Linked DNA regions of Mus musculus: regions 1, 2, 3 and 5 are each linked to region 4. The links are chromatin loops, found by intact Hi-C in ENCODE. Cell type or tissue: heart. All regions are shown on one strand.

The links. A loop is a pair of places that touch in the nucleus more often than their neighbours do. Peaks named below come from ENCODE experiments on the same cell type or tissue, not always from the same donor. Only the 100,000 strongest peaks of a DNase experiment are listed, where the experiment ranks them.
Region 1: it touches region 4 in a loop (4-fold over the local background); 15 of 42 quality-filtered maps call a loop at or near these places.
Region 2: a loop joins it to region 4, with 2.7 times the contacts of the local background. A loop is called at or near these places in 4 of 42 quality-filtered maps.
Region 3: a loop joins it to region 4, with 2.3 times the contacts of the local background. A loop is called at or near these places in 5 of 42 quality-filtered maps.
Region 5: a loop joins it to region 4, with 3.0 times the contacts of the local background. A loop is called at or near these places in 17 of 42 quality-filtered maps.

What each region holds. Positions count from the first base shown.
Region 1 is chr4:135,755,982-135,760,981 of GRCm38, forward strand. It overlaps Myom3 (myomesin family, member 3), which reads left to right and starts at 3,734. Exons shown (of 37, transcript NM_001085509.2): 1 at 3,734-3,825. It also overlaps the pseudogene Gm12988. In heart, a CTCF peak has its summit at 2,578 (motif pointing left); no DNase peak of the experiment used is centred here; H3K4me3 peaks cover 499 bases; H3K27ac peaks cover 211 bases; H3K27me3 peaks cover 316 bases.
Region 2 is chr4:135,875,976-135,880,975 of GRCm38, forward strand. No RefSeq gene overlaps it. Among named protein-coding and RNA genes, the nearest start is that of Pnrc2, 4.6 kb to the left of the region's middle. In heart, a CTCF peak has its summit at 1,918 (motif pointing left); DNase peaks (open chromatin) are centred at 176 and 816; H3K4me3 peaks cover 1,320 bases; H3K27ac peaks cover 1,391 bases.
Region 3 is chr4:135,917,725-135,922,724 of GRCm38, forward strand. It overlaps Cnr2 (cannabinoid receptor 2 (macrophage)), which reads left to right. Exons shown (of 2, transcript NM_009924.4): 2 at 1-2,495. Fuca1 (fucosidase, alpha-L- 1, tissue) reads left to right here and starts at 3,002. Exons shown (of 8, transcript NM_024243.4): 1 at 3,002-3,426. The coding sequence starts at 3,080. In heart, a CTCF peak has its summit at 2,860; DNase peaks (open chromatin) are centred at 1,097, 1,277, 2,987 and 3,887; H3K4me3 peaks cover 1,981 bases; H3K27ac peaks cover 1,662 bases.
Region 4 is chr4:135,706,411-135,711,410 of GRCm38, forward strand. It overlaps Ifnlr1 (interferon lambda receptor 1), which reads left to right. Exons shown (of 7, transcript NM_174851.3): 7 at 1-1,771. Among named protein-coding and RNA genes, the nearest start is that of Il22ra1, 19 kb to the right of the region's middle. In heart, a CTCF peak has its summit at 2,969; a DNase peak (open chromatin) is centred at 2,961; H3K4me3 peaks cover 359 bases; H3K27me3 peaks cover 439 bases.
Region 5 is chr4:135,766,761-135,771,760 of GRCm38, forward strand. It overlaps Myom3 (myomesin family, member 3), which reads left to right. Exons shown (of 37, transcript NM_001085509.2): 6 at 3,911-4,006; 7 at 4,772-4,860. Among named protein-coding and RNA genes, the nearest start is that of Myom3, 9.5 kb to the left of the region's middle. In heart, a CTCF peak has its summit at 2,272; a DNase peak (open chromatin) is centred at 411; H3K27ac peaks cover 983 bases.

The DNA.
Region 1 (5,000 bases), 50 kb after region 4:
CCACTTTCCGCAGTGAACCCATAGTTCAGTTTTATTCAGAGCAATGGGGGTGGCGGGGAGGAAACTTCTGTTCATAGAAGAAACTCACCACAGGTCTGATCTTCACTGGAACTACACACGCAGTGAAGACAAGGCGATGTTTATCTACTGATCTCTAATATTAACAATTGTAAACAGAGCAGTGCAACTGGCACTTGGAACAACCCTTCTAGTGTTATGGTAACAGGCACAGCAGTTCACTTCTCGCCACATCATTGGTTCTCTTTGCGTACCTGGGCCTCCTCCTCTTCAGTAAAGTCATTTTTGATATTGAAGGTTTTACGAATCTCCTCAGGAGTTTCCCCCTTAATCTTAATGGCCACAGTCTTGCATGTGACATCAAGCAAACCTTTGATGTCTAAGTAGTTTGCAGCCAGAATAAGTTCAAAAAGTATTCCTTGGTCAACTTTCAGGAATTCTTGGTCCCAAACAGGAATATCATCTGTCCGTTTTCTTTGTTTTCATCATCCTCAGGGGAGGAGGGTCCTCTTTGTGGTGGGAGCACCACTGAATGACCTCTTTCAGAATTGCTGCATTAACATTTGGTAAAGGAACAGGATCATCATCCATTCCCAACTCTTCCGGCACGGCCTTGACGGTCACAGATTGTTTGGCAGTTTCTACAGCAACTTCAAATATCTCTCCATCAGAACTCTGCAACTTTGTCGTAGGCATGGCACTTGGTCTCAAGACCACAGGCCCCGAGGCTGACGGACAGAGTTCATAATCGCACAGAAGTATCGAGAACAAGGCCACTTTGAGACAGAGTCTTATGTAGCACAGGTTGACCTCAAACTTGGTACATAGTCTAGGGTACACTTGAACTCCTGGTCCTCCTGCCTTGACCTACCAAGTGGTATGAATATTGGCATACACTACCACACCTGGCTTCCCATTCATTTTTAAAGTCAAGTTGAGGACAGAGCTGTCTTCCAGGAATTACTTCCTTTGGGGTAGGGACAGAGAGAACAAGACAACACAACATCCCTCCTATCTAAAACGTTCTCCAGTTAAAGAAACTGAGGCTCAGGAAGGAGGCTGAAGGCTGAGCATGATGTCACACACTTATAATCCCATCACTCAAGGTACTGAGGATTATGAGTTCAAGGCCAGCCTCAGCTATATAGTGAGACTTGTCTCAATTTAAAATAATAATAATAATAATAGTAATAATAAAGAAAGGAGAGCAAATTCCTCGTTCATGAATAGAGGTGCCTATGCCTGGCATCTAAGCAAAGAGTTATGTGACTTCAGTCATCTTATGTCTGCTCAGCTTCCTGAGTGAGGTTTGACCATACTTACAAAGGACCCATGCATCACCATGCATGATCAGCTGAGGGGTATAGGAGAATGGACTGCAAGCCCAGATGGATGGGGCGAAGCGAGCTCTTCAGTATCCCCAGAGTTAAGTGACTAGAGGAGCCCTGGTCTATCAACTGTCTACAGTATGTCTGGTGTTGGGGAGGCTGTGGACCCTCCTGGGACCCTTCCTTTCAGACAATCCAGTTGGAGACAAGGTCTCAGTGTGTAGCCCAGGCTGGGTCTGGATGCCTGGATCCATCTGCCTCAGTCTCCTGGATGCTGGGATTACAGATCTGCAGCTCCATGCTCTGCCAGAAGACTGAGAGACAGTCATTACTGTCCCCTGGAGTGTAGATAAACCAGAACATGGTGGCTTGCTTAAGTTATAAATCCAGGGATGAATGGGATCCTGAACAGAATCTGAGATGCCTCCCAAGTCTGGCACATGCCTGAGTTCCTTCCGTCTGCCTCAGAGGTCAGGGACAACCAGGGCCTATGTTCTGCTTCACAAAGGCATATCACACTTTTTTTTAAAAAAAGATTTATTTATTCATTATATATAAGTACACTGTTGTGTCTTCAGACACACCAGAAGAGAGCATCAGATCTCATTACAGATGGTTGTGAGCCACCATGTAGTTGCTGGGATTTGAACTCAGGACCTCTGAAAGAGCAGACAGTGTTCTTAACCACTAAGCCACCTCTCCAGCTCTGGCATATCACACTTAACCATCACAGCAATTGTCTGAGTCCAGAGAAACTCTTTCTAGACAGGGATAATAGGAAGTGGGGATGGCAGGGGAGTATATGCTTGAAATCATGGCATTCAAGACTGAGGCAGGAAGATTGTCAGTTGCAAGTTAGCCTGGGCTACATAACAAAACCTTGTCTCAAAATAACAACCCCCGAAATAGGAATGAGAGCTGGAGAGATGTTCCAGTGTTAGAAAGCTGGCTGCTCCTCCAAAGGACCCTGGATAAGTTCCCAGCTACTCACCTGGGGGGAATGCCCCGCCTCCTACTGCTCCTTCCCCATCCACCCCAGTCCCTGCCTCCAGGAACTGCCTAGGGCTCCAGCCTGGTTTGAGGAAAGTGGGCACAAGTGTTCCCAATTATAGAGTTTGTTTGCAACTGTCCTTCCAGTTACCCTGGGGAAGTTTTCAGCTTCTCTGATCTGAATTCCTTCCTGAGAGACAGCGTGTCAGGGTACCTGGCTCACAACCCCAGGGATCTGATGCCCCCTTCTGGTCTCTAGGCGTGCATGCGGTAGTGCACAGACCATGCCCACAAGTAAAACACTCATATACATAAAGTTTCCTAGAAAGAAAGAAAGAAAGAGAGAGAGAGAGAGAGAGAGAGAGAGAGAGAGAGAGAGAGGAAGGAAGGAAGGAAGGAAGGAAGGAAGGAAGAAAGAAAGAAAGAAAGAAAGAAAGAAAGAAAGAAAGAAAGAAAGAAAGAGGAAGGAAGGAAGGAAGGAAGGAAGGAAGGAAGGAAGGAAGGAAGGAAGGAAGGAAGACCAAAAGGGTGGGGGAGCGAACCCGCCAACATCCTCCCCGGAGTTGCTATGACACTGGCCTGGGGAAGAGGTGAATCAGGGAAGCTTAGAAATGGCTTTTCAAGTAAGGCAGGAGATTAAGACTAGGACTGAAGAGCTCAGTGCCCGCTCACTCACTCTCCCCAGGGAGTAGCCTCCGAAGCTGCAGGAAGAGCAGCTGGCAGGTTGACCTTGGTGCCTGTGGTTTGAGGAAGAGGCTGGGAGTGAAACCATGCTCTCTGACCTGAGCTGGGACAGCCTTCCCAGACCTGCACATGCTCTGGAGGGCCATGTCCCCTCCTCAGGGCTCCCTAGCTCCTGTCCTAGCCCTGCCTTACCCACCGCACACAACCATGGGCTGACCAGGAGCAGCGCCCTTAACTGCTGGGGAAATAGAGAGGAAGAAGCCACACATCACCTTAGCCAAAAGAATCAAAGTTCTCATGGTTAGGTCACACTCTGTACTATCCGCAAGAAGCTAGGTACCCTGACATGTTCCCTGTCTCTCAGGAGGGAATTCAGATCAGAGAAGCTGAAGACCTTTCTCTGGGTGCCCCACAACGGGAAGGACAGTTGTGATCCGACTTCTATAGCAGAGAACACACGTGTCCACTTTCCCCAAGCCAGACTGGAGCCCGAGGCATGGCTCTTACTCCAGGCAGGGTGGGGTGGAAAAGCCAGAGGTGGGGGAGGAGCAGCAGGGGGTGGGGGCCACCCCACCTGTTGCTGCTGCCCAGCAGTGCTGGCAGGAAGAGACAGCCCTCCCCTCTGCCTCCACCCTCACCACAGCTCCCATCCATTGTCACCGCACTGTCTCAGCGCTGCTATATTTAAGACGGTTACAAGGCTCTCAGATCACATTCTTCCCCCGTCCTCACTGAGCCGAGGACAAGAAGAGAGCAGAGAGCCTCTTACTGTCCTAGAGACTGCCCAGTGGACACTGCTGTTTCTGTGAGTCACATGTAGGGTGCAGGGGCTGAGGGACACCCCAGCTTTCCACAGTGAATGACCTATGGGGGTGGTATATATGGTGCATGTGTAGTGTACATAACTCTAGTGTATGTGTGTCTGTGATGTACGGGTTTGTGTATGTGTAGATGATGTGGGGGTGGTCTGTGCATAGGCCTATGTAAAGTCAATGATGTTCTTGTGTGTCTATTGTATGATGGGGGTAGTATTTGTGTGACTATGGTGTGTGTATCTATAGTATAGTGTGTGGGGTATGTGTGTATGTGTGTTTGATATGTGCATTTATAATGTTTATGTGTGTGTTATAGGGCGTGTGTGTGTGTGTGTTGTAGGGTATGTGTCTGTGTTATAGGGTATGTGACTGTGTTGTGCTATAGGGTATGTATATTATAGGGTATGTGTCTATCTGTGTGTGTTATAGGATATGTGTGTGTGTTGTAGGGTATGTGTCTATCTGTGTGTGTTGTAGGATATGTGTGTGTGTTATAGGGTATGTGCCTATGTGTGTGTTGTAGGGTGTCTGTGTGTGTCGTAGAATATTTGTGTGTCTACTATAGGGTATGTGTGTGTCTGTGTGTGTTTTCGTATCCTGTCGAGTATGTGTGTATCTGTATGTGTGTTTGTTTGTTTGTAGTGTATATATGTAAGTATGTTGGGAAAGGGGTTTGTTAGGGAGATTTGAGCTTGGTAGCACCCCAAGTGAAAACGGGGTATCCAAGAACTCCATGCTTCATTTCACTGTTCTGTGTAGCCCTGGGTCTTCTGATGTGAGCCCTCCTTGACATTAAAGCTAAACATAAAGAAAAGAAAAGGCCCTTGAGGACCTCCTTGGAACTCGAGTCTTTGCTGTATGGAGCGGCAGCCCATCAGGGAGCCCGAGCTGGCAGGTCCGGCAGGTCCAGTAGGGAGGGAGTGTGTGGGCTGAGTGCTGGTTGTTCAACCCCACGGGCAGAGAAAAAGCATAGACCCTGCAGTCCCAAACCCTGGGGTTGCCAGGTTCATCCCATACAGGGGATGAGGCCCCCCGGGCTCTGCTGGGGAAGGAAGAGCCTCCACTAACCAGAGCCAGCCCATTACAGCCTTGGCGGAGCTGGGGAGCCGTGCCTGTCCCAGCCTGTGCCGACCCACTGGGCAGGGTGCATCCACTCCCCGCTCAG
Region 2 (5,000 bases), 170 kb after region 4:
GAACAAAATGAAGGGCATAGTGATAGCCCTCCTAACTCCAGCACTCTGGGAGGTGGAGGCAGGAGAATCTCAGAGGTCAGGGCCAGCCAGGCTTACTGTGATCCTGTGTCCAAAACAAAAGCAAAAAAGGAGAAGCTGGTGAGGTTGATTAGCAGGTCAAGCCACTCCCACGCCCCTCCCCCTCGAGCCTGCCAACCTGAGTTCTGGGACCTCCATGGTGGAAGGAGAGAACAAACTCCTACAACGTTTCCTATGACATCCACACCATGCCGTGGCACACACATGCCAACACCATAAATGAGGAAATAATGTAAGCAGACAATGTACAGAGCCATCGAGAATGTCCAGTGCAAATAACTTCTGGCCTCAACAGCGTGTGCCCATCCAGAGAGAGAGACAGAGAAGAGAAGCATTCCCCTGCCTAATCTAAATAGAAGTACAAAGAGGGAAGTCAAATGACACCCGAGGTCTATTGTTTAGACTCCAACGCGGGGGGGGGGGGGTTGTTGGCACAGTCACCCTGTGGGCCACACCTATACAAGTCTCTAATCTACTGACTCAAGAGCTTGTCACTTGTTTGTTCTTTCTTCTTCAAGCTTGTTTGTAAATTCGGGGTCACTTTGAATGTCTGCAGGCAGGCCTGCTAGGAGGAGCCCGGGCTCTCAGAGACAGCTCACGCTCTCATTAGTGTTACCAAACTAGTATGAAGCCCCACGCCTCCTTTCTCACCGCGTGCTTTCGTTTCCTGAGGAAGCATCTGGGGCTGGTTTCTACACGTTCACACATTCGGGAGAACTTGCAAGTCTATTGTCAGCCGCGGCAGTCACCTGATTCTAATTACCAAATGGAGGCAGCACAGGATGTCCGTGGGAAACTCCCACGGCTCTGGCTCTCGTGATGCTCCGGGGAGGGCTTCAGCCTGCAAGACCTTAAAGAGCCCTGCCTGATCTCTACCGACTGACACCCACATTCACAGCCCTGGGAGATGGGCCTGTGCATGGTTCAGTCCAGCTGAGTCCAGTCTCTCACTCAGGAATCTGAGTTACTCTCTGGCAGTCCCCTATCATGGAGCGGTGTGTCTGGAGTCCTTGTTTGCTGTGTCGCTCTCAACAACACATAAGAAGGCATTTCCTAAACAAGATGATTTAGCTTAGGTTTGTTGCAGTAGGGGGTTGTTGTTTGAACCGGATCTCATACCCCAGGCTGGCCTCAAACTTGCTTTGCAACTGAGTGTCCTTGAATGGCCTTGCTATCTGCACTTCCCAACAGCCGGGTCTGCAGCTATGTGCCACCATGCCCAGCCTAATTTATTTATGCTTTTGGAAACAACATACTTGTGTGGTTATTAGAATTGTATGCTATGGCCATATGCAATTAATTTCATGGCCAGCCAGTGTTTGCAGGTTTTTTTATTATTATTATAGGCTGAGCTAGATATACTTACAAATTTTAATTTCCTTAAATAAATTTCCCTCAAATTCCAAGCTACAAAATTATTAGGTCATGAGGTAAACATATAGGTTAAGTGTGGTTAATTTTTTATCAACTTGACACAAGCTAGGATCACCTGGGAAGAGGGAACTATGCTGAAAAAAAAGTCATCAGATTGGTCTGAGGACAAGTCTGTTGGGAATTTTGTCGTTTGTTTGTTTGTTTGTTTGTTTGTTTGTTTTTCGAGACAGGGTTTCTCTGTATAGCCCAGGCTGTCCTGGAACTCACTTTGTAGACCAGGCTGGCCTGGAACTAAGAAATCCACCTGCCTCTGCCTCCCAAGTACTGGGATTAAAGGCGTGTGCCACCATGCCCTGCCTTTTTTTTTTAATTTATCTATTTAATATATATGAATAACACTGTAGCTGTCTTCAGGCACACCAAAAGAGCACATCAGATCCCATTACAGATGGTTGTGAGCCACCTTGTGGTTGCTGGGAATTTAACTTGGGACATCTGGAAGAATAGTCATTGCTCTTAACCTCTGAGCCATCTCTCCAGCCCCGGGAATTTTTTCTTATTAGTGGTTAAATGGGAGGACCCAGTCCACTGTGGGTGGTGCCACCCCTGCCTGGGCCAGTGGTCCTGGGTTCTATAGGAAAACAAGCTGAACAAGCCACAAGAAGCAGGCCAATAGGCAGAGTCCCTCTAAGACCTCTGCTTCAGTTCCTTCCTGCACGTACCGGCCTTGACACTCAACCTGGGGTGTTTTTTTTTTTGTTTGTTTTTTTTTTGTTGTTGTTTTTGGGTTGTTTTGTTTTTCGAGACAGGGTTTCTCTGTATAGCCCTGGCTGTCCTGGAACTCACTCTGTAGACCAGGCTGGCCTCGAACTCAGAAATCCGCCTGCCTCTGCCTCCCGAGTGCTAGGATTAAAGGCGTGCACCACCATGCCCGGCTCAACCTGGTTTTATCTTAACAACAGAAAAGTAGACAGTAAAGCTTTTAGTATGTGTTACCAAACACCTTCTATAAACTATGTAGAGACTGGAGAGCTGGCTCAAACAGTTAAATACTTCAGACACAGGCATGGGGACCTAAAATTAGAACTCACATTAAAATCTAGGCTCTGCTATGCAGGGATGTAACCGCAGTGCTGGATTCAAGGAGCGCAGAGACAGGTGGATTCCCAGGGCTCACTGGCCGGCCAGCCTAGCCAATTGCTAAACTCTGGGTTCTCAAAACATAATATAAGAGAGTGACTGAAGAAGATACTCAGTCTCTAATGTAGCTGCTACAAAGCATCCACACAGACATGCATGTGTGCCCACATATGAACATGTATACACACACATACAGAGAGAGAGAGGAAAGATAAAGAAGTTATATGTTGTGCCAGGTCATGGTGGCGCACGCCTTTAATCCTAGCACTCGGGAGGCAGAGGCAGGTGGATTTCTGAGTCTGAGGCCAGCCTGATCTACAGAGGGAGTTCTAAAACAGCCAGGGCTACACAGAGAAACCCTGTCTCCAAAAACCAAAAAAAAAAAAAAAAAAAAAAAAAAAAAAACAACTTTTTTTTTTAATTTAAAAATTATGTGTCCATTTAAGTCCCTAGCACCAGCGTTCAGGTCACATCCCAGCTCTGGAGTCACTGTTCTTCCTTGTTAGTAATGGCTGTTCCTCTGACCTTGGATCTGTAAGATGAGCTGGTGAAATAATGGAAATTGTTTGTTTGTTTTTTTAAAGTGTTCTTTAAGGTCACATACCATATGTGGCCTCTTGTACAAGAAGCCCCATAGGACAGCTCTTTGCCCCACCAAATATGACAGTAATGAGGTCTCCCGACTCATTTAAGTCAACATCGTCCACGGCTGTAGACTTGTCAGTTGATCCATGAACATCTGTTAATTTTCCACTCACTAGAGCAGGCTAACATTTGTTGTCTGCCTTGTGGCATTGATTTTGAGAGAGACTTCGAAAGTCAGGCTACCACGGACAAAGACTCATTCCCATAGAGGATTAAATAGCTTGGCCCAACGACAGCCATTGACATTCTCACTCTTGGGAACAGCAGCAACAAGAGGGTCAACAGCTCTGAGTCCCAGGATGTTGGGAGCCGCCCTCACATTTGCCATTATAAGATGGCGCTGACAGCTGTGTTCTAAGTGGTAAACATAATCTGCACACGTGCAGGGGCAGTTTTCCCGCCATGTGTTCTGCCTTTCTCGTGATGACAACTGGGCCGATGGGCTGCAGCCAATCAGGGAGTAATACGTCCTAGGCGGAGGATAATTCTCCTTAAAAGGGACGGGGTTTTGCCATTCTTTTTCTCTCTCTTGCTCTTGTTGTTCTTCTTGCTCTTGTTTTTTTTCTCTCTCTTGTTCTTGCTTTTTCTCTCTCTTGCTCTTGCTTTCTTGTTCTTGTTCTTTTTCTTGCTTTCTTTCTCTCTCTTGCTCTCTCTCTTGCACTCTTGCTCCTGAAGATGTAAGCAATAAAGTTTTGCCGCAGAAGATTCTGGTTTGCTGTGTTCTTCCTGGCCGGTCGCGAGAACGCGTGTAAGACCAGGAAGTGATTCTCTCCTGCCCTAGGGGGAGGGTCTCCCAGTGTGGTCCAGGCTGCCCCACAACTCACATGTACTGAGTTGGGGACATATAGTTCAGTGGTATATTGCTGGTCTAACATGCACACCGCTCTAGGTTCAAACCCAGCCTCACCCACGAAACAAATAACTCGGTTTGGACAATAACAGTGAGTGTTGTAACCCCGGCTGTCTTGGAACTTGCTCTGTAGCCTAGGCTGGCCTGCAGCTCAGATCCACCGGCCTCTGCCTCCATGCTGGGATTAAAAGCTGTGTACCATCTGTAGGAGAGCTGGCAAGCTGACCAACTCAGCTACCATCCAGGGCTTTGAGCTGGCCCACTCCAGCATCTACCCCACCTATGAACTGCTGGAGTGCATGAAGTCAGGGGCCGGTCCTGCAGGTCCAAAGCTGCAGGATCTCCATGACACAGGGCAAACAGCTGGGGATCCAAGAGGAGTCCCGGTTTTCTTTTGGAGGTGAGGGGTGCAGAGAGCAAATGCAAAGGGTTGGGGGGTTGAGTGGGATTGGGGTGGATGATGTGAAATTCACAAAGAACCCCAAAAAGGTTGGTTGGTTGGTTGGTTTGTCTGTTTTTTAAAAAGTGTGCACCCCCGCTGCCCGGTGGGCTGGAAGGAGGAGTGCTCAGCCACTAAAGGCTCCGTGCACAATGCCACGATTACTGTGAGAAACAATCAGTCAACCAAGGAAGACGGGACAACCTGACCAGGCATGGGCCATGTGCAACAGAACAGAGCGTGCTCCAGCGCTGCACTCTCCAAGAGCAGATGCTATGCAAATGGCTCACTGCAAGTCCACTTACAGGACCTCAGGCCTTTGAAGCTTGGACCTGTCTTGGCGGTCCAGCCAACCTCTGTTCTTCAAAGCACCTCTCTCTGCTTTAGGAGCTCTCTCGATTTCTTTTTCTTATTTTTAAGACAGGGTCTCTCTACATGCCCCTGGCTGGCTGTCCTCGAACTATGTAAACCAGA
Region 3 (5,000 bases), 210 kb after region 4:
CGAGTCAGAAGTCCGTTCAGTTCACTCCCTCGAAGAGAGAGGGGTTCCAGACCCGGATTCTTTCTGAAGCCAGTTCTAGGGTAATGGAAACAGATCCCCCTTTTTGCTAAGGAATGCTGGTTGGCTGGAAGGTGGCCTGGTCATGCCTACCTTTTCCAGTCTGTGGAGAGGGGCCTGTAAGAATGGCAGGCTCTGTTCATATCAAATCAGGAAAGCCTTCTGACTCCAAAGACCTAGAGGCCAGAGGGGCCTCCAGAGATGATACTAAAGGATTCAGGAGATCTGTGAAGACAAGGGACCTGTTCTCCTGGAATCTAGAGTACCCCAGCCGTGGGGCCACTGCCCTCAACTTCATAGATGTCCATGTCTTCCATAGTGTGGATTCTAGACTGTCCTGCTGAAGATAGAGAGACCAGCTGCTTCTGGTTCCTGCTTCATCCTCTGTGGCTGTAGAGCTATGTGAGGCTCTACCTTCAGGTCACCCTTGCCTCTTGGGGGTCAAGAATTATGATGCCCTAAGGACCAAGGATGTTCGCTTACATCCTTCAGACAGCGTCAGGAGCTGTCAGCTCAGGGTATCCTGTTGTTGGGAAAGGGCCCTCCCGACATCCTGATAAGCCTTGAAAGCCATTATGACCTTAGGTCCTTAGGGGCGCAGAGGAAGCTGGGTTCACTGGAGGTACAAAGTCTTCAGAGAACTCTATTCCTTGTGACATTTTGCTGTGTCTCACACAGCACTATCCCAGTCTTGCCTAGCTTCAGTACAAAGCAAGATATTCACACAGATTCTTTGGGTCCTAGGCTGTTCCCAGTGATGCTTGACTCAGCCCCACTGGCCTCTTCCACACTCTGGTCCTGAAGGATAAGCAGAAGGAGTTGGGAGGGAAGACTTCCTGCTGCAAACCAGGCATCCTAGGTCCACAGCCCCACGCTGTGTCTCTGGGTGCCTGCCTTTGCCCTTCAGTAAAGGTTGCAGTCCCAACAGATGGAGGTTCAAGGCGCTGCTGGTGGTAGGAGGGGTAGGTGGCACTGGGGACCACAGACACAGTGAAAGGAAAACTCTTAAACATTTAATACTTTTGCTTTTAGAAGATCCGGCCCGCAGACAGGACTTCCCCATTGCCCAAAGGAACTAACAGGGTGGTGTCCAGTGCAAAGAAAAATCAGCCTCCCTAATAAAGCAAGGAGGTCCACTCGGCTCTACAGCCTCTCCTAAGCTTCTGCAAGGTGACAGTTTGTTTTCTCTGTGAAGGTCAACGGCGTCTCATTTTATTCTTCCCAAGACAAGTTCTGTGCATCAAAAGCTGCTGCAAATTCTAATCGCTGTTTGGGAGGATCAGGGGAAGAAGTCGATTCGCCCACGCTTAGTGATTTAGACTGTATTTCAACATCAACTTGGGGGAGGAAGAGACAGAAAAGACACGGTGTTTCCTTATTACTCCTCAAAGGAGGAAGTGCTTGGTTCTGTCAACATAAGCCGATCTCTCCAAGGTGCCTGACAGAGGAGGAGGGAATACAGTTTCCACAGCTGTGAATTCCTGCACCAGCTTTGGTCCACACTTATGTGGTCTTGATCAACCCCCGCCCTTTACCTTGCTTTGGTTTCCTTCTCGGTAAATTGGGAATGGTGGGGAAAACAATGCTCTCCAGGGCCATTAAAACCTCTCATTGCTCTAACATGCTGTGGTTATCTCTGCAACCATGGAGACCTTTGTGCCATATGGACCATGTGACTTCTGGCTCCCATACTTCCTGAAGTTATGGGCACACACCATATACCATTGGGCGTGTGCTGACTGTAGAGGAATTGGGTGACTGGCCATATGAGTTTTAGAGATTTTCCCAGGGCAAGAGGGTTCTCTTGGCTCTCAATTTTTCTGGTCCCTCATGCCTCAGTGGTCCCCTGTGTGTGGGTCAGGCATGCTTGTTTAGCGGTGCCAGACTGAAGCTCCGGCCTTCCGGTGTACCAAGCAAGTGTTGTACTCCTGAGTCAGGTTTTCTTCAGTTAGATGCTAACTAAGCTCTCTGAGAGACCCTCAAAGTTTTTGAGGTGTAGCTCAGTCAGTAGAGTGCTGCATCTGCAAGAGCAAATCTCTGGGTTCAAAGGTCAGTACTACCTAAAACCAGGAATGGCAGTGCCATCCCCTACCTGTAATCCCAGCACTCCTGAGGTACAAGCAGGAAGATCAGGAATGCAAAGTTACTGTAGCTGTAAGTTCGAAGCCAGCCTGAGCTAGTTGAGACCCCCTTACCTCAAAATAAATTTAAGTTACAATTCTAAATTAAATTAAAATGTCTAGGGCTGGAGAGATGGCTTAGTGGTTAAGAGCACAGACTGCTTTTCCAGAGGTCCTGAGTTCAATTCCCAGCAACCACATGGTGGCTCACAACCATCTGTAATGGAATCTGATGCCCTCTTCTGGTATGTTTGAAGAGAGCGATGGTGTACTCATATACATAAAATAAGTAAATAAATCTTTTTTTAAAAAAATGTTTAAGTTCCTCGGAGTTCTTGTTAAGTTCAACGGACAAAAGATAGACTAAAATAACCACGTCTGCCCTTAATCTTTCAGCAGCCATTTCTCTCCCTCCGCATAAAGCTCCTTCTAACCTTGTTATTTCTCAATCTCTTCGGCAACTCTCCAATCTGCTAAACTCCACCTGCTGGCTGGAGGTATAGCACAGAGAACCCGCGGCTCCTAAATAGTCACTAAATAAAACGACCTGGCTTCAGCCTTCCCCTGAAGATTGGTGCAACAACGTGGACTTCTCCCAGTTTTCCCCACACCTTGGGTCTTTCTCACTTGCGGGGAATCCGGCAATTAAATCCTTAGGCGAGTCTACGGAATTTAAATTCAATAGAGCAGAACCAGCAACGCCGCCTTAAGTCTTTCTCCCTTCCAATGCCAGAGGGCGCTCCAGAGCCGCAAGCCTGACCCCACCCCCTCTCCTTCCAAGCCAATCGTTACTCTGAGAGGCGGGGCTACTCGCCGGCGCTTGCGTGTTAAGAGGGGGGCGGTGCGGGCCCGGAAGCAAGGATGTAGGAGCTGAACTTGAGTGGTGGGCTGTGGACTCTGGGATGCTGCTGCTGCTGCTGCTGCTGCTAGTGGCTGCGGCCCAGGCAGTGGCCCTGGCTCCGCGCCGCTTCACTCCGGACTGGCAGAGCTTGGACTCGCGGCCACTGCCGAGCTGGTTCGATGAGGCCAAGTTCGGGGTGTTCGTGCACTGGGGGGTGTTCTCGGTGCCCGCCTGGGGCAGTGAATGGTTCTGGTGGCACTGGCAGGGCGATCGGATGCCGGCCTACCAGCGCTTCATGACAGAAAACTACCCGCCCGGCTTCAGCTACGCCGACTTCGCACCGCAGTTCACAGCGCGCTTCTTCCACCCGGATCAGTGGGCCGAACTCTTTCAGGCTGCCGGGGCCAAGTGAGTGCGGGACGGGCGCGAGGCGGGAGCAGGCAGGCCATAGCCGGCGCTGCCTGACCTCGGAAGGTCCAGGACCCTACGTTCTGCATCTCGGAGGAAGGACGCTAAAGACGAGAATCCAGCTGAGGATCAGTTAAAAAAATAAATAAATAAAATAAAATAAAATAAAATTAAGGCGGGAAAGCACTGGGTGGTACACCTGTGCGGAGAGAGACTAGAATCAGGCTACATCGGTGTCTCGTTTGAAAGGTCCAGAACACAGCCCAGATTCCCGTCGGTGGCCCTGAGTTGTAGATCTGACCAGTCCCCTTAGGCTACGGGTAGCGTCCGTCCGTGGAAGCTTATAAAAAAGCGCCGCCTGACTTCCTTGTAGCCCTGTGCCTCTAAAGGAAGAAGGAAGGATGGAAGTTTGGGGTTGCTCTTTGTTGGGGTCTCCCTCACTTCTCACTTGCTTATAGTAGAACTCAGAGGAGGAAGGGGGTTGTTTGGGCAAAGCCCTGCAGAGGAAGTGCGTTTTGAGAGCCCTCTAAGCCAGAGAAAATATTGGCTGACTTTGGACGCGGGATTTGGCCACTGTGAGGGCAGCCTCCCGCTCCTGGCTTAGTGTAGTCCTCCGCTCTCTTCATTGATTTTCTGCCAAACTCCGACTTTTTATTCCCTCGGGACGTTAGGTTTTCTCCCCCGAAGGGAAAGGCTGTGTATAGCTGGCACTTAGTATTTTCGCCAAGTAAAAGGCCTGAGGGAACAGAAATCTGTCATCTTGCCATCTTGAGAGCCGTAATTTACAAAGTTGAACTCCAGCCTTTTTCCAGACTTCCTGTTTAATGGACGAGGTAACTAGCCCAGAGAGAGGAAGGAGAGGAAGGAGCCTGGTGTCCTAGACTGCAGGTCTATGATCTGGAAGTGAAAGCTCCAGAAAGCTCATGGGACAGGTGTGCCCAGGCTCTGCAAGCCATACCCAGAGGGCGTGGTTATTTGCTTGTTGAGTGGGAAGGGATTTTATATTTCAGAAGGACTTTTTGAAAGGGGAAAGAGATGTATTGCAGGAAGGACTGATGAAGTTCAGGGGCCCCTACACCAGCTAGTGGTAAAATCTCATGTAACATGCTATCTTTTCCTATAAAAGTAAGTGATATATTGAATGGACTGATTATCTCAACACATTTTTTTTTTCAGTCCTAGATATTTGAGCCTTTGTCACCTTAAATGACAGGCAGTTTCACAATCTTGGTTAAGAAAACAAGCAGATGGGGGCTGGAGAAATGGCTCAGCGGTTAAGAGCACTGACTGTTCTTCCAAAGGTCCTGAGTTCAATTCCCAGCAACCACATGGTGGCTCACAACAACCATCTGTAATGGGATTTGATGCCCTCTTTCTGGTGTGTCTGAAGACAGCTATGATGTACTCATACATATAAGTAATATAAATAAACAAATATTAAAAAAAAAAGAAAACGAGCAGGTGCTTGTGTCTGCTTTTTGCTCTTGCCAATAGATTGGGGCACAGGGTTGACACAGGTTCATCACTTATTTCCAGAAGGGTTGAACCTGAGAGCTAAGTAGCACAGCATTTCT
Region 4 (5,000 bases):
ATCCAGACTCCTGGGAGACCCCAGGCATCTCTCCCCAGCAACTCCTAAGCCAAGAGTGATAAGACATCGACCTTCCAACCTGTCTGCCCTCTAGGTCACCCCATTTCTTCCTTGCCACCTTCTATTCAGGGGCTCCTGGAAACCACAGCCCAACCAACTTTGCTTCGTTCTCAAGCATAGTACACCTTCCAGGGTCGACATTGGTTGGTTCAGGGCAGAAACTGCACTCCTGGCCTGGTGTCCTTTTTGAATGGCATTGTATCAGGGTTTAAGTTTTTTTGGGTGTGTTTGTTTGTTTGTTTGTTTGTTTGTTTTTATCTGTTTTGGCTATAATGAGGTTCCAGTATCTGAGAAGCTAGTGTCTTTTGAAAACAGGTGACTGTCCTTTTTGGGGTGTGATGTGTGTCCTTGTGGCTGAGGATCTAAACAGACCATGAAGCAGGAAAGAGCTCACAGCCCCTTTACTCTCGGAGCTGTGTGGCTCTGAGGCTGGCATAAAGCCATAGCCTTACAGAACTCATGTGAAGACCCCCCCCCCGTAAGGCAGAGGTTCTCAACCTTCCTAACACTACCAGCCTTAAACAGTGTTCCTTGTGGTGTGGTGACCCCCAATCATAAAATCATTTCATTGCTACTTCATAATTATAATTTTGCTATTGGTATGAATCACAATGTGTTTTCCAATGGTCTCAGGCAACCACTGTGAAAACGTCAATGGACCCCCAAAGGGGTCATGACCCACACAGGCTGAGAAACATGACCTTAAGGGCATCTGACTCAAGGGTTCTCTAGCTCATTCCCAAAGGCCTTTGGGGCTCCAGGATCCTCACTCTTCAATGGGAGTGGCCTCACTCAGCTAATGCACATGTAGTGGCTTTACATAAAAGGTGTCTTGAAAGGGGTTCACAGCTAACAAAACCTCAAATCACTGTCCTTGGTACATATCTGTATTGTTTCAAACAAACTTGGATGTCAACTAGCAAGGCTGCCCTAGTGACTTCATTTGTGTGTCCCCAAGAGTCCCCAGAGTCACCAATCTGACAGGAGGTCTTTGCAAGCACCTCTGGGACACACACACACACACACACACACACACACACCTACCTCTCTGGGGTTTCCCTACAATGATGTTTGACCACATCACTGAGCCCAGAAGCAGAACAAATGCACATGCGTGAGGGCGGTCAGAGCACGGGAGAAGCCCCTAGAAATGTCCCAGCAAGGCCAGTGTCCTTCCTGAGACTCAGCTGAGCTGCACCACGGAGGATGCTCTGTCAGGAATCCTTGGAAATGATGGTGATGACAGCATTGGCCTCGCCTTTCAAGCTTGCTCTCTCCGGTAGTCCTTACTGTTTACAGTGTTTCCCAATGTTTTCTTTCTGATCTAGCCTTCCTGTCATTCTTAATCCTAGCTCCTTTCAGCCATTAGGTCATTGACAGAAGACCTGTGGGAAGCCTGTGGAAAGGGCGGGAGGTGCAACCCAGAAGTTCATAATGTGTGCTCAGCACTTAACTTACATAATAGCCCTGTACACAGACAGCCTCCGGGGACCTCAAGGAGAGCAAGATCAGAGTGACCGCCTGGAGTCAGTGTGGTGGGCAGCTTCGGCACACTGAGGCTATACGTCTTACGTGTTTGTATTACCTGTCTTGCATGTTTGTATTTTTGTCGAAATCGTGCCCTGTATTTTATACCCTATTTAAGTAATACTTTAATATCTGTTGGTATAATACCCAAAACCTTAAATAAAGAGATTTATTTTTAGAGAAAGCTAATGTGCACGCAGTTGTTTGGGACATAGGGATCTAAACTTGTGTCCTCCAAAAGGAGACATGGAGAAAGAGGTCTGGGGCATACAGCTTCCAGAGGACACCATAAGGAAGTGGGGGATCAAGGCAGGGAGAAGAAGGCCAGCCAGTCAACGTATAAAATTAAACAGGTCCCTGATACTGGAGATGGGGCCTCCACATCCCTGGGAATCTTCTGATGTCCGTGCCTGGCCCATCAGATTTGATTGTCTGCAAAGACAGGAGCTGGGGGACGCATGCTATGTGGAGGTTGCCTTTGGTTTGGTTTTGAACCTGGGGTCTTACACGTGCTATGCAAGCACTGTACCCCCGAGCTGTATCCCCAGCTGGGGCGGGGGGGGGCGTCACCATGTAGCCTTCAGGGGATTGAACTCCTGTGGGCTTGCACACGGAATGCCTTCGGCTTCCACTTCTTATTTTTGAGACAGGGTCTCACTAAGTTGGCCGTGCTGGCTTTGAGCTCACCCTACTGCCCAGGCTGATCTTGAACTTGTATCTTCCTGCCTCAGCTTCCCGAGTCGTTGAGGGACAAGCCTGAACCACCAGGCCCAGCTTCTTATGCACATGCTGTTGGGATCCACATACTCAGTATGAGAAGAGTGAGTGCCGTGGGTCCTGGTTTTCGGTGCCACCTGGGATGGTGAGGCTGGAGCTTGCCCACCACCCTGGGAGCTCACCCAATGGAGGCAGTGGTTCACAGAACGATGTCTTGGTGCGGCCAGCCTTGCAACCCTAAACTTGCTGCAGTAGCTCTCCACTAGGTTGGGTGCCCAGCTTCCTGAGGACAAGTCATGATTATGTGGCATGGCACCTGCAGGTGTCACCGTAGACTGCCGCCGGTCAGACCCCAGACACAGGCTGAGCAGATCTAAGTCTCTGCACTTCAGTCTTCCCGGCCAGTGAGGTCAGGTGCTACAATGCCTTCCCTCCTCTATATGGAGTGTGTGCTCCCTACATCTCAGTCTACAGCAGGAACGCAGCCATTGGAGTGAGAAGCCATAATGTGCCTGGTGCCACAGAGGCCAGAAGAGGGCGCCAGATTCTCTGAAACTGGAGCTGTCGTGTGGGTGCTAGTTATCATTTTTAACCCAATGGCTTTACAATTCACAGGCACAGGCAGGGAGCAGTGCAGTCTGTGGGCAGGCTCAGGAGTCTATGGCCCACTTGACTGTTACGCAATGAGACCCTAGAAAGCAGGGTAAACCTTCCTTTTCTGATTCCCCTCAACCACTCTGAGCTCCTGGGCCTGTGTGCTGCCACCTTCTGGACGGTGGTGGGATGGCGGGACTGTCAGAGAGGCGTCTCAACCACCCCATTCAACCCTGCTCTGACAAGAAAGATATTAAATGGACACTACATCCAGGCTCCAGCACTTGACCCAGGGTGAACATCTGACACTTAATAAATAAATGAAAGAAGTAACAAGACCCCTAGGTAAAATGGCTGACTAGAAGGAAGGAGAGAGTCATCAGAATAAGGAAAAACAGACTTTACTCCAAACAGAGAACTAGACAAAGAGTTTCAGAAAGTCACAAGGAGGCGACATTAGAAAAGAGAGGGCTGAAAATAAGAGCGGCCGGAAGAAGTGAGCGGAACACGGTCTCAGCCATGCTGTCCCCTGTGGGGAAACGGAAACAGCCACCTCTAAAGCAAGCTGCCTGAGAACCGGGCAGCCCTGCCTTACGCCCACAGCCCTCAAAAGCCTCAAATCCGGCTGCTGGATTAGCAGTTTGGCAGTGGCCAGGGAGACGGTATTGGTGATTCTGATGGCCTACAAATAAGCGGCAAAGAAATCCTGTTTGGCAGCACCATCCTGAGAGAGAATCTGTTGGAGAGAGAGAGAGAGAGAGAGAGAGAGAGAGAGAGAGAGAGAGAGCGAGAGAGCACCAGGCCTACTCCAGGGACCTGAGATTGGGGATTGTCCATGTTAGACAGCCAAGGCTTCTCCAGAGGGCTTAGTCCTATCAGGTGCCTTCCCTAAGTTGCTCATGTCCAACCCCAAGGTGGGGTAGAACTACAGAATTCATTCTTGTGTTTATATTTTATTCCTATCTGGTACCATCACCAAACTGCTAAACTCAGAGACCCTCCCCTCTCAAACCTATAAAATTATGGAATACCCTGCACTCTGTGGGCTGCTGTTGAATTTCCCAGGTAACCCCCAAAACATTACTAAAAGCTGATATCCATCTCAGCTACCAATCTTTTCTCTACGGACTCTGGAAGGAGTCTTCATTCTTTAAGATAATCCACAGGTCCCTGAGCATCAACCTAGCCTGTTGTGGCTCCTGGGGAAAGAGATAGCTCTGGGAAGCCAGAGGACCAGACTCTGACAAGCCCTAGGGCTCAGACAGCAGGAGGCTGGGCTCAGACTAGGAAACATGGGAGGAGAGATAGTCTCACCCTGCAGCTGGTGACAAGACACAGCTTATCAACCGAGAATCACCCTAGAGCAGTGGCTCTCAACCCTCTTAACGCTGCAACCCTTTAATATACTTCCTCATGTTGTGGTGATTCCCAACCATAAAATACTTCATTGCTACTTCATAGCTGTAATCTTGCTACTCTTATGAATCATAATGTAAATATCTGTGATCCCCCCATCACCCCCGGCCCCCCACCCCCGTTTCTCTTCTCCCTTTTGCTCTGCACTCCCCCACCCCCCACCCCGCTCACTCCAGGCCCAGCTCAATCCAGTCCATAGGTTTTTAAAATTTGTTTCTCATTACGGATGGTTGTGAGCCACCTTGTGCTTGCTGGGATTTGAACTCATGACTTCCAGGAGAATCATCAGTGCTCTTAACTGCCTAGCCATCACACCAGCCCATATCTGTGTTTTTCAATGGTCTTAAGTGACCCACAAAGAGTCTGAGACCCACAGGTTAAGAACCACTGCCCTAGAGTTTGATAGCTCTGATCTTGAAGCCAGTGGAAGCATGGGATTCTGGGCCCTGGGCATGTTCATTTACCTGTCCCTCCTCGAGGCCAAGAACTCTGAATTTTCAGCCCAGGGGTGTACATGATATCCAACAGCAACATTCCTCGATAGAGGTGGTTTAAAGGAAGCTTTGGAAATACAAAAACGGGTCCTTTGCCCATGCCAACCTCCGCTTCTTATATTCCCAACACTCTCGAGAGACACCCCCCAGCTAGAACACGCCCCGTGGATACAAAGAAGGAAATACATTGGT
Region 5 (5,000 bases), 60 kb after region 4:
CCCAGGAAGGCTCCCTGGAAGAGGCAGCATGGGAGCTGGAGGGTGAATATCTCACGGTCCAAAACCAAAAGTCCAAGTAAAGGGACCCCTTTATACAGGCGGCCACTTTTGTCCCATTTGAGCCCTTATGTAAGGCCAGATAACCAAAGTAGATCACGATTCAGATCTCAGCAAGACAGCAACAGGTTAGGTTGGTGGGGGAGAGGGGGGTTGTTGTTTTGTTTTGTTTTGTTGTTGTTGTGGTTGTTTGGGGTTTTGTTGTTGTTGTTTTTAACTTAAAGCACACAAGTGCTAAGTAGCTGGAGATGGCAAACAGGTAGGCGGATCACAACCAAGAATGACATCTGAAGGAAGTTGGCCTCCAGACTGGCCAGTTCCAGCTGGCACACTTTCAAAGTCATGCACTGGACAGTGCGCTGGGCAAAGGGAGCTGTGGAGACCAAGGCAGTGCCACCTGCCAGTGGCTGGCCCCAGTAAGAGCTCTGCTTCCAACTCAGATCTGAGCTAAGTCGGTGAAGCAGGGGTGGATACTGGGGGAGGGGGGCTGGTTTCTGAGCCAACCAGCAAGGCCAGCACTACAGAGCCAAGGATTCCTGAAATGGGAGAAGCCAAGGCCAGACCCACTGGCTGGTGACCCCTGAGGTTCCTGGCTTGGTGATTATGGAGCTGAACCATAAGTCTGGTCTCTGAGGGTGTGTTCCTGCTCAGGCTTGTCAGGAGAGTCCATCCATTCAGCAACTCCTGAGCACTTCCTAGATGCAGGAGCATTGAGAGGACTCAATCACAGAGCATTGCCCTAGTGAGGCAAACACTCTGAGCACTCAGTCACAGTCGCTGAGGACAGACTTGCTACGTAGGGCAGGCAGGGGGATGGATCTGTTCTCAGGATGCTGCATATGTGGGGCTGCACATGAACAAGAAGAAACCCAAGAATACCCCCTGGGTATTTGGGGGGCGCTCAGTGTTCAGAGAGGTGCCAGGGAGAGGTAAAGGGAGGGGGCAGCAACTGCTGGAAGTACCCTTAAAATCGGAATCTAGGGCTAGAGGGATGGCTTAATGGCTATGAATGAATAAGGCTCTTCTAAAAGACCAGAGTTCAATTCCCAGCACCGGTGTTGGTAGCTCACAACTGTCTGCAACGCCAGCCTAACAGAAGTCAAAGTCTCTGGCTGAGTCTCTGGCTGCTTCGGGTTCTGCATTATCACACACAATTCCCCACAAGCCTCCTGCACGTAAGCTTGTTTGTTTGTTTGTTCTTTAATAATAATAAAAAAAGGTAAAGTGGTCTGGTGAGATAGCTCATCTAAAGGTCCAAATCCCAGCAACCACATGGTGGCTCACAACCACCCGTAATGAGATCTGAGGCCCTCTTTTCTGGTGCATCTGAAGACAGCTACAGTGTACTTATGTATAATAATAAAAAAATCTTAGAGAGAGAGAGAGAGAGAGAGAGAGAAGGTAGTGGTTCTAGGACAAGACTACATAGTAAGACTCTGTAAACAAAAAACAAAAATAAGAGCCGGGAAGTGGTGGCGCACGCCTTTAAACCCAGCACATGGAAGGCAGAGGCAGGTGGATTTCTGAGTTCGAGGCCAGCCTGGTCTACAGAGTGAGTTCCAGGACAGCCAGGGCTACACAGAGAGAAATCCTGTCTCGAAAAAAACCAAAAGGGGGAAAAAAAAAAAAGCAAAACTAAAAACAAAAACAAAACAAAAAACCAAAACAACAAAAAAATAATAATAAGTATATAGATAGACAGGCTGGCAGACAGATAGATAGAAGGAATAGAATATCAATACATCCCAGGAGATTAACCATAGAGGCATAGGCCTGTGATTCCTGGCTTCTGGAGGCTGAGGCAGGAAGGATACAAGTCTGAGACTGATCTGGGCTACCCAGTGAGACGCTATCTCAAAGAGCAATGGAAAATGTAGGCAAATAGTAAGTCATTTTCCTGAGGCCTCTCTGGCTGGAGGGGCAGGCAGGATGAGGCTTAGGGCCTGGCAGCTGCTGCGCCTTGAGAGGACGGCAGGGCCTGGGCAGCCCAGCCTGAGGAGTCTGGAATGTTTCTGACAGGTCTGGGCTAGGGTCCTGGTCCTCAGAGCCTGGAGAGATGTGTGCCCAGATTAAGCACTGCCCTCCCCACAGGAGACTTAGCTGGGCCCCTTTCCTAAATAGGGACAGAGTGGATGTGCCTCTGTTCCCTGGCCATGGGGATAAATAGGGCACCCAGAGAGACAGCCCAGGTCCAAGAAAGGCTGGTCCTGAGGCTGGAGCGCCCTCTGTCTGCAAGAAGGACACCTTCCTTTTCAACGTCAACTGGCTGTGCTAGAGCCCGAAGAGGTATCTCTGAATTCACCCCTGAGACACACACACACACACGCGCGCGCGCATGCACCCATCCACCCAACACCAGTGTACAGGTTCTATACCCAGTAGTCCTAAGTTTACTGGGACACAGGGCATGTCCAGACAGAACACTGGCCCCTGGCAGCTCTGCCCACAGCATCTGAGCCTTCTTACAGCCACAGGACACAGTGACACAGCCACAGGTCAAACTGATGGAAAGTGAGTCAGCAGCGGTCATGTGGCTCCTGTGCCCACTTGCTGTTGACCATTGTCATATGACCACACCTCCCAGAGAGAGGGTCAGGAGACAGGCAGTCTGGTGGGAGGCTCCAGGGTAAATCCTGTTTCTTTAGAATTAGAACAGTCGTTTCCCCAACCTCCCTAACGCTGTGACCCTTTACCTCATGTCCTGGTGACCCCCACCTATAAAATCATTGTCATTGCTACTTCATCATAACTGTAGCTTTGTTTCTGTATGAATTGTAACGTAAGTATCTGTGTTTTCCCATGGTCCTAGGCAGTCCCAGTGAAAGGGTCATTTGATTTTCAAAGGGGTCTCCACCCACAGGTTGAGAACCACTGGATTGGAGGGACCTGATATGGCAGAGCAATGTGTGCTCTCTGACGCAGGCCCCACAAGGCTTGTGTTCCAACTCTGTACATCATAATTAAAAGCCTCCAATGTTGTTCAGACAACCCCGGGTCTTATGCGTGCTAGGCAAATGTCCCACGCCAGCCTGCACCCCAGCTCCAGGAGGAAAAAACTTTAAGTTCCCTGGGGTAATCTAATTGAGAGCTAAAATTAGGGATAGAAAGCCAGATGTGGAGGTGCATGCCTGTAACCCCAGCATTCAAGAGGCTGAGCCCCCAGGACCTCAAATCCAAGGCTCATGTGAGCTACACACTGTCACCCTATCTCCAAAGAAGATGGAGAAAGAGCTGAGGAAGAGGAGGGGGGAGGGGGATGGAGGAGGACAGGGAAAGGGGAGAAGAGGAAAGAAAGAGGAAGCAGCAACAACTAGGCTTGGTAGCTGCACACTTGTGACCCTAGCACTTGAGAGACGGAGGCAGGAGTATTAGCGGTTTGTGGTCATCCTTGGCTATGTTTCTAAATCAAGTCTAGCCTGGGCTACCTGAGACCCAATCTCAAAACTTCAATAAATAAATAGCAGTGATTATAAGCATCACCCTGGGAGTTATAGAGAGAGGTTTGGAGCTTTCATTGGTACAGGCACCTCAAAGAGGAGTCCAAGTTCAAGGCCTTGTGTCTGGTGTGCCCTGGGAGTGCCTCTGTCAGCTACCGCAGACTGGAATGGATCTTTGAGCAGCTACAGTGATCAGGACCAAGGAAGAGTTACCCTTAGGGGTATAGCAGCCCTTCAGAGGTAACCCCATGTACAGAGCCAGCCCTGTGTGCTCCCGTTTTCCAAGTGAGGACAACTGAGGCTGGCAGTGGAAGTCCCACCAGGGGTGTAGCCAAATGGAGAGCAGCACATTGCTGAGGCTGGAATCCTTGTCTGTGTACGTCCCCCAACTCACCACAGCTACTGTGTCTCCACAGGTACAAGAACGACATCCGGATCGATCCCCGCCTCTTTCCAGCCGGCAAGTACCGTATCACCAACAACTACGGGCTGCTGACCCTGGAGATCATGAGGTAAAGCACAGACAGAGCCTGGCCCATCCCCCACTCCCATGACACCACTGAGGCTAACCCTGGGCTCTAGTACCCGGGTTTCGCCATCCTCAGAAGGCCTAAGGGACCAGGGCAAAGCTTGGGGATCCAGCAAGAGAGCTCTTGCCTGAGGTGCCAGGGAACACAGGGCACCAGGGGGGCTCTCGGCTTGCTGATGGAGCAAAAAAGGCGCCTCCTCTCACTACTCCATTGGGGTACCCTGGATGGGAACCAGTCAAGCTTCTTTTGGGGCACACAGGGCTATTCTGGCTGGTGATGAGACTCAGGCCTGAAGCAGAAGATTTGGGCATTATGCCTGACTCTGGCATGGATTGGCACGGACTGGCACTAGGCCTCAGAGGAAAGAAATCTGTTCGTGGTTTTTGACATGGAGATGTCAATAGGGCTGGAGGCAGTGCCTGGAAAGAGGCGCAGACCGCTGGGTTGAATTTCAGTAGCTATGTGACTCTGGGAGAATCGCTCCATCTCTCTGATCTTCTACAGTCGGTAATAACAAGGCAGGGTGGTACATGTTTTCAAAGCCCTTTCCCTTGAGCTGGTATAGGCCGATGTCATATCCCTAGTGTTTCATAGAAATCTAGTGAGCAGCCCAAAGACACACAATCCTGGGTCTTCCCCATGTGTGGGGGAGGGGGGGCTGGGGAGGAGTTCCTTGATGAGCCACCCAGCAAGGGATGTGTTCCTCATGGAGCCTAGCATCCTGTGGGGTTCCTCCCTCCTTTTTAGGTGCACGGTGGAGGACTCGGCCACCTACACTGTGCTGGTGAAGAACGCCTACGGCCAGGCCTCTTCCTTTGCCAAAGTCCTCATCCGCAGTAAGTCCCTCCATCCCCAACAGGCCAGGCCCCACAAGCCCATGGCTAGCAGACAGCCATGAAGCTAAGATGGCACATGAGCTGGGACTGGGGACCTAGAGGCCTTTGGACTGAGAGAGCCTCCTCTCTCAGACTAGCAA